Linked DNA regions of Homo sapiens: region 1 is linked to region 2. A link is a loop called in an ENCODE intact Hi-C map of the cell type or tissue named here. Cell type or tissue: heart right ventricle. All regions are shown on one strand.

Evidence for each region. A loop is a pair of places that touch in the nucleus more often than their neighbours do. Peaks named below come from ENCODE experiments on the same cell type or tissue, not always from the same donor. Only the 100,000 strongest peaks of a DNase experiment are listed, where the experiment ranks them.
Region 1: it touches region 2 in a loop (2.7-fold over the local background); 2 of 110 quality-filtered maps call a loop at or near these places.

Annotation. Positions count from the first base shown.
Region 1 is chr5:141,840,249-141,844,248 of GRCh38, reverse strand. No RefSeq gene overlaps it. Among named protein-coding and RNA genes, the nearest start is that of PCDH1, 36 kb to the left of the region's middle. In heart right ventricle, no CTCF peak of the experiment used is centred here; no DNase peak of the experiment used is centred here; H3K27ac peaks cover 3,886 bases; H3K27me3 peaks cover 662 bases.
Region 2 is chr5:141,761,457-141,765,456 of GRCh38, reverse strand. It overlaps LOC124901094 (a long non-coding RNA gene), which reads left to right. Exons shown (of 2, transcript XR_007058975.1): 2 at 1-4,000. Among named protein-coding and RNA genes, the nearest start is that of ARAP3, 81 kb to the right of the region's middle. RefSeq lists an enhancer at 2,930-3,430. In heart right ventricle, a CTCF peak has its summit at 2,444; no DNase peak of the experiment used is centred here; H3K27ac peaks cover 788 bases; H3K27me3 peaks cover 747 bases.

The sequences.
Region 1 (4,000 bases), 79 kb before region 2:
GGGAGCAGAGGCAGAGGTTGGGGTGGTAGGGAGGAGGTCGAGGTCTCCCGAATTTATGTCTCTGTCACGGTTGACTAAGGAGGAAGGTGTCCAGCAGAACAGGTGGGAATGAGGGGGACAGCATCCGAGTCTAGTGGCTTCCATGCCCCCTGCTTGCAGATGAGCTGGGGGACTGTCTCTGTCAAACCTCTGTCTTAGGGTAGTTCCTGTAGGGCTGCTGCCTATGACCCTTTCCTGACAACATATCTAAGTAAGGGAATAGAAGGTGTCCCTTTCAATCTTGGTCACAGGCCCCCCTTGTCCCTTTCCTTGACCGTATTCCAATCTATGATTATTTAATCTTTTTGAGCCTTCAATTTCTGCCTCTTCCCACTAGAATAAAAGTTTGCAGGAGGCCAGAACGTTGTTTAACTTATTTACCACCACCGAAAATATTTGTTGCATGAATGAGTGAATGGAAGGAATTCTGCTTAGAGATTCTGTAGCCAGAGCAAGATAAGGGAGGGAGAAGGAGGGCAGGCTCCAGATGAGTAGGGCTGTAGGTGAGAACTGTGGTGAAAAGGGGGAAAGAGGGTTAGATGGTGAAGAGAGTGGGTGGGATGGGTTGGGAGGGACAATGGGGAAGAGGAGAGACCTGGGATGGAAGCAGATGGAGCTAGAACCAGGAGGCATGGACTTTAGGGGAAGGGATTCAGGTGCCCAGAGGCACCAGAGGCAGGGGCTTTGGGTAGGAGGAGGGCAAACCTGGAATAGGGAGTCAAGGACAGAGTGTGTCCTTGGCAAGGGCAAGGGGAAACCTGAAATTCAGGTCCGGGGCCACAGTGAGTAGAGTGCAGGGACCCACCAAGAGCAGCTGAGTCATAAGGATTTCCCAGGGCCTGCTGGTACCACCAATGTCCCTACAACTCACTCTCATCCCCAGATCTCCTCCCCTTGTCCTTCTAAGCCCATAAACAGGAAATGCCCCAGGCTGGGCTGGCCAGGCCGCCCTTATAGAAAGAGCCAGGGATCCTCCTCTGGCTGGGAAGGAGGCAAAGCCACAGGGGCTCCTGACCCTTTGATTACCCATGCTCTACCCAGGGAGGCTCCTTCGGAAGCCTCCGTCTTCCCAAATCAAAGGTGATGGCAATATTAACTCATTAGCACTAAGCCCCTAGAGGAAGCTGGATTTGAGGGGTAATCTTTTCACAGGGCCTCACCTTGTTCCTTGGCCCTCTCCTCAGCCCAGGGGCTTCCTGAGAAGGCAGACAAGGGACAGGCGAGATAGCCTGGAGGCTGGGGGGTGGGGAGATTCCCCTGAGAAGCAGTGTCTCCCCGGAATTGGGCAGAGTGGCTATGTGTGTGGGGGTGGGGGTGAGGGAACAGAGGAGATTGGAGGTGTGCACCTGCAGTGGTTGTCATGGTAACCTGGCCCAAGGGGGTGGCCTCTCCCCCAAAGCCCTGTGAAGCTTGGAACACAAGAGTGGAGACACACACACACACACACACACACACACACACACACACACACACACACACACGGTTTTGCAGAACTCTACTTCTGGGTTCTCTCTACTCCTCGGCTGCCCCTCTTCTCTCTACTTCTCTGGGTGAGGCTGACACGAGGGAGGGGGCCGTGGGAAGAGGATGTGTCAGGGTGCCAGCAAGCGGGAGGCCCTCCACAAGGTGGGTAGGGGATGTGCTTCGCAAATGGGTGGTTTGGTGTGGGATTATGTGTGCAGCGTAGCTGGGTGGTGTCCCCGTATCCACGGAGGACATGTATATACCCAGGTGACCCAGCCCCAGTCCTGCAGTCAGACCACACAGGAGAGGGATTTGGGGGGGATGATTATTAACAAAGACAACAATAATCACAGTTATCTTTAATTGAGAGTTTATTAAATTCCAGCTATGTGGTTGTGGTAAACATTTTACAGGCAGTGTCTCATTTGATTTTCAGCAATAGTACAAGGTAGGAACTATTAGCCCCGTTTACAGATGAGAAAACTGAGGTTCTAAGAGTTTAAGTAACTTGTTTCAGGTCAAGGAGCTGGAAAGAGACAGGTCAAGACTCTGTAGGAGGGGAGGAGGCACAGGACAGGGGTGCCAGCTGCTGAGGCCACTAGTCCTGTCCCCAGGCCCCAGGGGTCACTTATGCCCATGTGTCCCCATGCTTCCTGGCAGGACTGGTCTGGTGCCATGCCAAGAGGCAGAGCTTGGGAACTTCAGATCCTTGTGCCTGCCTGGACTGGGCCAGGCTGGTCTGGGGCAGCTGAGGGCACCTGTGAGAGTGCAGGGGTACACCAAGCAGCGGGCATCGTGATTGGCACGAGCCAGGGGAGCGGCTGGCAGCCTTGTTCCTGGTAAACACGAGGAGAGGTTACTTCACAAGGAAACAGTAATTAACTTTAATTAGCACCTTGCATCTCAGAATATTATTAACATCTCAATTTCTCTAATCAAGACAGCAGGAGAGGGGCGGCATCTGCTTTGCTGACTCCTTCCTGGCCATGCTCCCTGGCTTGGCTTGGGTTCCTGCCCGGCCCCCACCCCTTGGAAGGCTCCCAGGAGTACCTCCTCAGAGGCGAGTTGCCAAGGGGAGCCGGGGCTGAAGGGCAGAGAGCAGGTACGGGCCAGGGACACGCCAGCCAGCCCCAGCAGATGCAGGGCAGCAGGGCAGGGGCAGGACTCTTTACCTGCCACCTTATCTTTCCAAATAGACTCTAAGCACCGAGGACAGCAAGGCTTCTGTTCCCGATCCCATGAATACACATAATATAGCCTTCTTCTCTTTCTCCCTTACCCCTTTCCTCCCTCCCTTCTTTACTTCCTTTGTTCCTTCTCTTCCCTCCTTCCCCCTTCCCTCCTCTCTCTCTCCCTTCTTCGAGCTAACCTCCTTTTCTTTTTCCCAGTCTCTCCCTCATGCTCCCTGTCCTCCCCACTGGAATTCTCCATTTTAACAAGCATTTATTAAGCAGACCTTACAGGACAGGGGCCCTGCTCCCACAACTGGGGATACAGTAATGGGCACAGGATAAATCCTGCCCTTGGGTAGTTTAGAATCTCACAGGGGAGATAAGGCTCGAGTATAAAGAACTCTCATCTGGGCTTCATACTGATAGGCATCATAATGGCTGGGCAGATAAGGGGCTGAGGGGTTGTAGGAGGGAGGGGGACATGGGAGGGACCAGGGCCCTAGTTGTGGGGCACCAAGGCACGCGGAGGGCAGCAGGATCCAGAGGCAGCGAGGGCACTTGGTGCTGTTCAGCCCTCTTTAGAAGGCCATCACAAGGGAAGTCCCTGAGGGTGCAGAAAGTGACTCTCTTCATTGTACCCACCCTCAGTGGCTGTTAACCCTGCCACGTGTCTGATATTAATAACTGACTGTCCTCCTTGGTCTAATTACAGCGGCCTGCTGCTTGCACAATTTGTTATTTATTTGGCAGTGTCCTCGGGGCTATCTCTCTAGTCCATCCAATTTGTATTTACTGAGCACCTACTATGCCTGGAGGGCTGGGTCTACCCTGGAGTAGGCTCCCAGTGCTGGAGCTCCTCTCTATAGAGACTGGAGGGATCAGGAGAAAGCTGCCTACAGGCCTGGGCATTTCAGGAAAAAAAAAAAAAAAACACAACACACACACACACACACACACACACAAACACACACACACAGAAACCTGGCAGTGTCAGCAGGAGGTTCCCCATAGGGAAGAGTCTGGTTCCACATTGGCCTCATCAGCACCCCTGCCCTGCTGCTGTACTTGTGCCTACAGTGTCGCCTTTGGGCACCTCCCCCAACTCCATCTCTATTTTTATACCATTTAGAGGATAGCGTCAGAAGACTAAAGTCCAGCTATAAATCTTGTCCAACATTAACCCAGAGGGCAGGTTAAATGTTCAGCGGAGACCCCAATCTCAAACCCACCTAGCTGGGAGGGCACACACCATTTGATTTTATTATTTGCCTTGGTTCAGAAAACTGATCCCACATCAAGTTGCCAGGTGCAAAGTGGGACAGGTT
Region 2 (4,000 bases):
GTTAGCTGTAATTATTGTTATTACCATTTTCATAATTGGTGTTTTTCAAACTTTTTAGCTGTAGATTTTTTTTTATGTTCAAATGCAAATTTTTAAGCAGAACCCCGATACCATATATGAAAAGTGATGTGTTGGAAGAATGCTTGTTCACGCCTCCTGCCAGCTCTTCCCAGTGCTGATGCACAGGGGCCTCTGGTTTTGACCAGTAAGTCCCAGACCCAGCTGATTATCAGACCATCCTGGGAGGATTTCAAAACTAATATCCCAAGCCCTACTCCTGAGATTCTCATTCAGGGAGTCTGGGGTAACCCCAGAGAGTAGAGCTTATGGAATCATCCAGGTAGTTCTAATGATCTCCCGGGTTGGGGCATCATTAAGGACCCTTCTGGATCTGACAGCAGGACTTTGAGTACAAGGGCCTCCTTCCCTATGGTCCTCTCTTAAGCTGAGAAATAGCCCACACAGGCCCAGTGAGTTCCAGTTATTTCCATGCCCTCTCAGCTGGCCTCCCATCAAGGTTCCTTTCTGTGAGTTCTTTCTCTTGGAGTCCTGACCGAAAGGGAACACGGAGAAAATGCTCCTTGACTTCCCTCCAGGCCCAGCCCACAGTCACCATGTTCCTGCTCCTCCTTTCCAGGCCTACCTGTCTTGAAGGCTTTCCATGTGCCGGGCACCATGCCAAGTGCCTTACATTTACCATCTTGCTAAGTCCTCACAAAGCCCTATGAGGTATGAATTATCATCATGCCTGCTTGACAGATGAGAAAACAGAAGCAGAGAGGTGAGGTGACTTGATCAAAGCCACACAGCTGTAAATAGTCAAGATGCAACTCTACCCTAGGCCTGCCTGACCCCATAACTCATGCTCTTACCTGTACTGCTGATGTCCTCCCCTCTGTGCCCCCAACTCCTAACCTTACTCTATCAGTCTCTACTCCCTGCCTCCCACATCCCCAGAAACCTGCCAAAGTTTCTCCCAAGGAGCATGGCTTCGGGCCACAGCTCCTGTACTGGCAGGCAAGAAAAACCACAGCAGGGTCTGACCTAACTGGCATCTGAGAATGCCCTGGGTCCCAAATAGGAGTAGAGAGGCCAGGCACTTGCTTGGGAGATGAGAGATGAACGTGTGAATCCAGCCATCCAGCCAGTCTCTCCTGAGTGGATCTTCCATCTGCCATCTGCCATGTGGCATTCATCCATTCATCCATCCAGATACCACGTCAGCCTGAATTTACCAGCCCTGGTCATCTGTCAATCTTTCTTCTGACATCAGAGGCCACCCCGTGGTCCTTACTTGCCGCTTTGCTCATCAGTTGGTCAGTCCATTTTTACAGACCAAGGGCCTTGGTTTGTGAGATTCTGGGGTGGAGATCCCTGATCTCAGTGAGAACAGATCTAGCCACTGTTCCCACAGACCTCATAATCAGACACCCACAGAGCCAGCATCCATCCAGCAGCACCCCCAGGTCATGTTGTGGAACAAAGTCTCCCTTTCTGCCCCTACCACCACCTCATCTCCCCTGGGCTCAGCTGCCCCCACTGTTGGGGACCTTTCCCTTTGTGACCTGTCTTGGTAATTTGGGAGGTGATTAACAGCAATCACGCTTGAGTTTGACATCCAGGCACGGCCGCTAAATTGAGGCTCACAAAGCCGCCTTGACATCCAATATGTTATATGCTTTTCCCCTTAATTAGGAGCTAAAGTGGATAAATATGAAGTTGCCATGGCAACAGCCTCCCGGGTTGGTGGAGGGATGCAGCTCAGTTTCTGTCTGCTGGCTGGCTGACATGTTGGTTGATGGACCAAACTGGCTCCTGGGAAGGGTGAGATGGAGCCCTCTCCCACTTTCCTGGAACCTGCCCTCCAAGCCCCAGTTCTGGTTACTCTCTCCATCACTGCTCATCAGACTCCACAGAGTCTGACAATGCCCCACCTGGTCCATAGATCTCAGTTGGTCTAACTCCCTCATGGAACAGCTAGAAAAACTGAGGAGGTTGGTTCCTCCCCAAGGAGTGAGAGGCAGACAAGATCTAACACCCACATCTCCTGACTTCCAGACTAGTCAATAGTGGTTCTTAACTGTCTGGAGTACCTAGATCCCTTGAAGAATCTGTTGAAAGCTATAGATTCTGCAACATAGGCCAGAGATCAGCCACACAGTGGGGTTCTGACCCGGGACTGCAGCGAATCTGCTTTTAAAATTTCATAAACAGTCGAGCACATACTGTGTGCATTTTCTCACATGCTCTAAATTAATCCTTGAAATCCTATGAGGTAGGAACCGTAATTATCCCCATTTTACAGAGTTTCAGAGAAGTTTAGCCATTTTCTCAATGTCACACAGCTAGCTGGTGGAGGAGTCAGGATTTGGACCCAGGTCTGTCTGCAGACTGCGAAGTCCAAGCTCTAACCGCTATACTCTACTGCCACCTGGACGGCCTTTCTCTGACCCACAAGTAATGACTGTAGCAGCTGTGGGGTTTCAGCCAAGGAGTCCTTCTCTTGCCTAGGGAAGTGAGAACACTCTGAAAAACTCCCTCTCTTCCTCTAGCTCTACAGAAGGACGGGTGGAGGAGAGTCTCTTGGCTCTTGTCTCATACAAGCCTCCTATTGAGGAAGAGCCAGCCCCAAACACTGCTAATAGAGGTCAAGATGTTTAAATGTTGAAGGAAGAAGCCAGGGTTCCATTCAAAGAACCTACAAAAGAAAGCACCTCAGAGCTACCAAAGTCCTATTTTTGGGAGACCAAACTAGGTCTTCCTCCTTTCCCTTCTCCTTCTTTGCCAACAAGACCTACTGCAGAGCCCTGTGTTTGGGCAGGGAAAGGAGGCAGCGCTTCCTCCCCAGCCCCCAACCCAGAGCATGTCCCCTTGCTTGGAGATCCATCAGGCCCAAGCCTTGCTGGCAGGTGGGAGGTGAGCCATGCCTGCCTCCCCGAGGAGCTGGGACTCGGGGCTCCTCCAGCGCCCCCGCACCACGTGGCGTGGGTGCTGGCAGCAGGAGCTGGGGCTGGTGGCTTGGCCCTCGAACTTCCTTTCCTTCCAGTTCTGACTAAAAATAGAGACGGCAAGGACGCATCTCATTCTGTCAGACAGTGTAGGGGGGACGCCTGTGCAGATATAGGCCCCCTCTTTCTGAGCATGTAAGACCCAGCCCCCAGTTCTCCCCATATACGCCCCTGCCTCACAGCCTTCCTCTGTGGCAGCAGCCATTGCCCAGGATCCAGGGTTAGGGCAGGGGATTTCCCACTTTCCCGAAAGTGGCTTCACGGGTTTCCTCTCCCTCTCCCTTCAAGCCATGTAGGATGGGTGGGACAAGCCTGTCAGGACTGGACCTCTTCCTACCTTTCAGTACTGGAATTAGGTGCAGAAGTCCAGGCAGCTGAGTGGAGCCCTAGGGTGGTAGTAGTGGGCGAGAGAGAGTATGTGCTCTAAGGATGTCTTGTATGTTGCACTTCTCAGGGAATATGACTGTCAAGTCCCAGGGTCCCTCCTACCTCTTGGCTTCCTGCAGGTCCTCTCTCCAGGTGATTGAGAGAAACCCCTGGTCTCCTGTTTGGGTGCTGGGTTCCTGTAGGCAACGCTACCCATCAGAGAGGCTCAGGTGGGGTGTACAACAGGTGTGAGGGAGGAGTCTAGAATCATCCGCTGTTCCCCTCTACCCAGCTCCCCACACCCAGCTGCCCAGTTCAGAGCTATGCTTAGGGAGAATGCAGCCTCTCTGCAAAGACCCTCCTTGATATCAAAACACACACACACACACACACACACACACACACACACACACACACACCCTTTCCCGGACACAGTGAATTTATAAGACTACACCAGGTCTTGAGGGCAAGAAAAGCTGGGGAGGTGGGGCTAAGCTGTGGACAGGCACAAAAATGGTACCTTTACCATGGCTCCTTGTCACCCAAGGGAATGGTTTCTTCCTGGGGCAGAAGCCGAGCTCCAGACTTCTGATTCACCCCCACCCAATCCAATCTAAGCACACAAG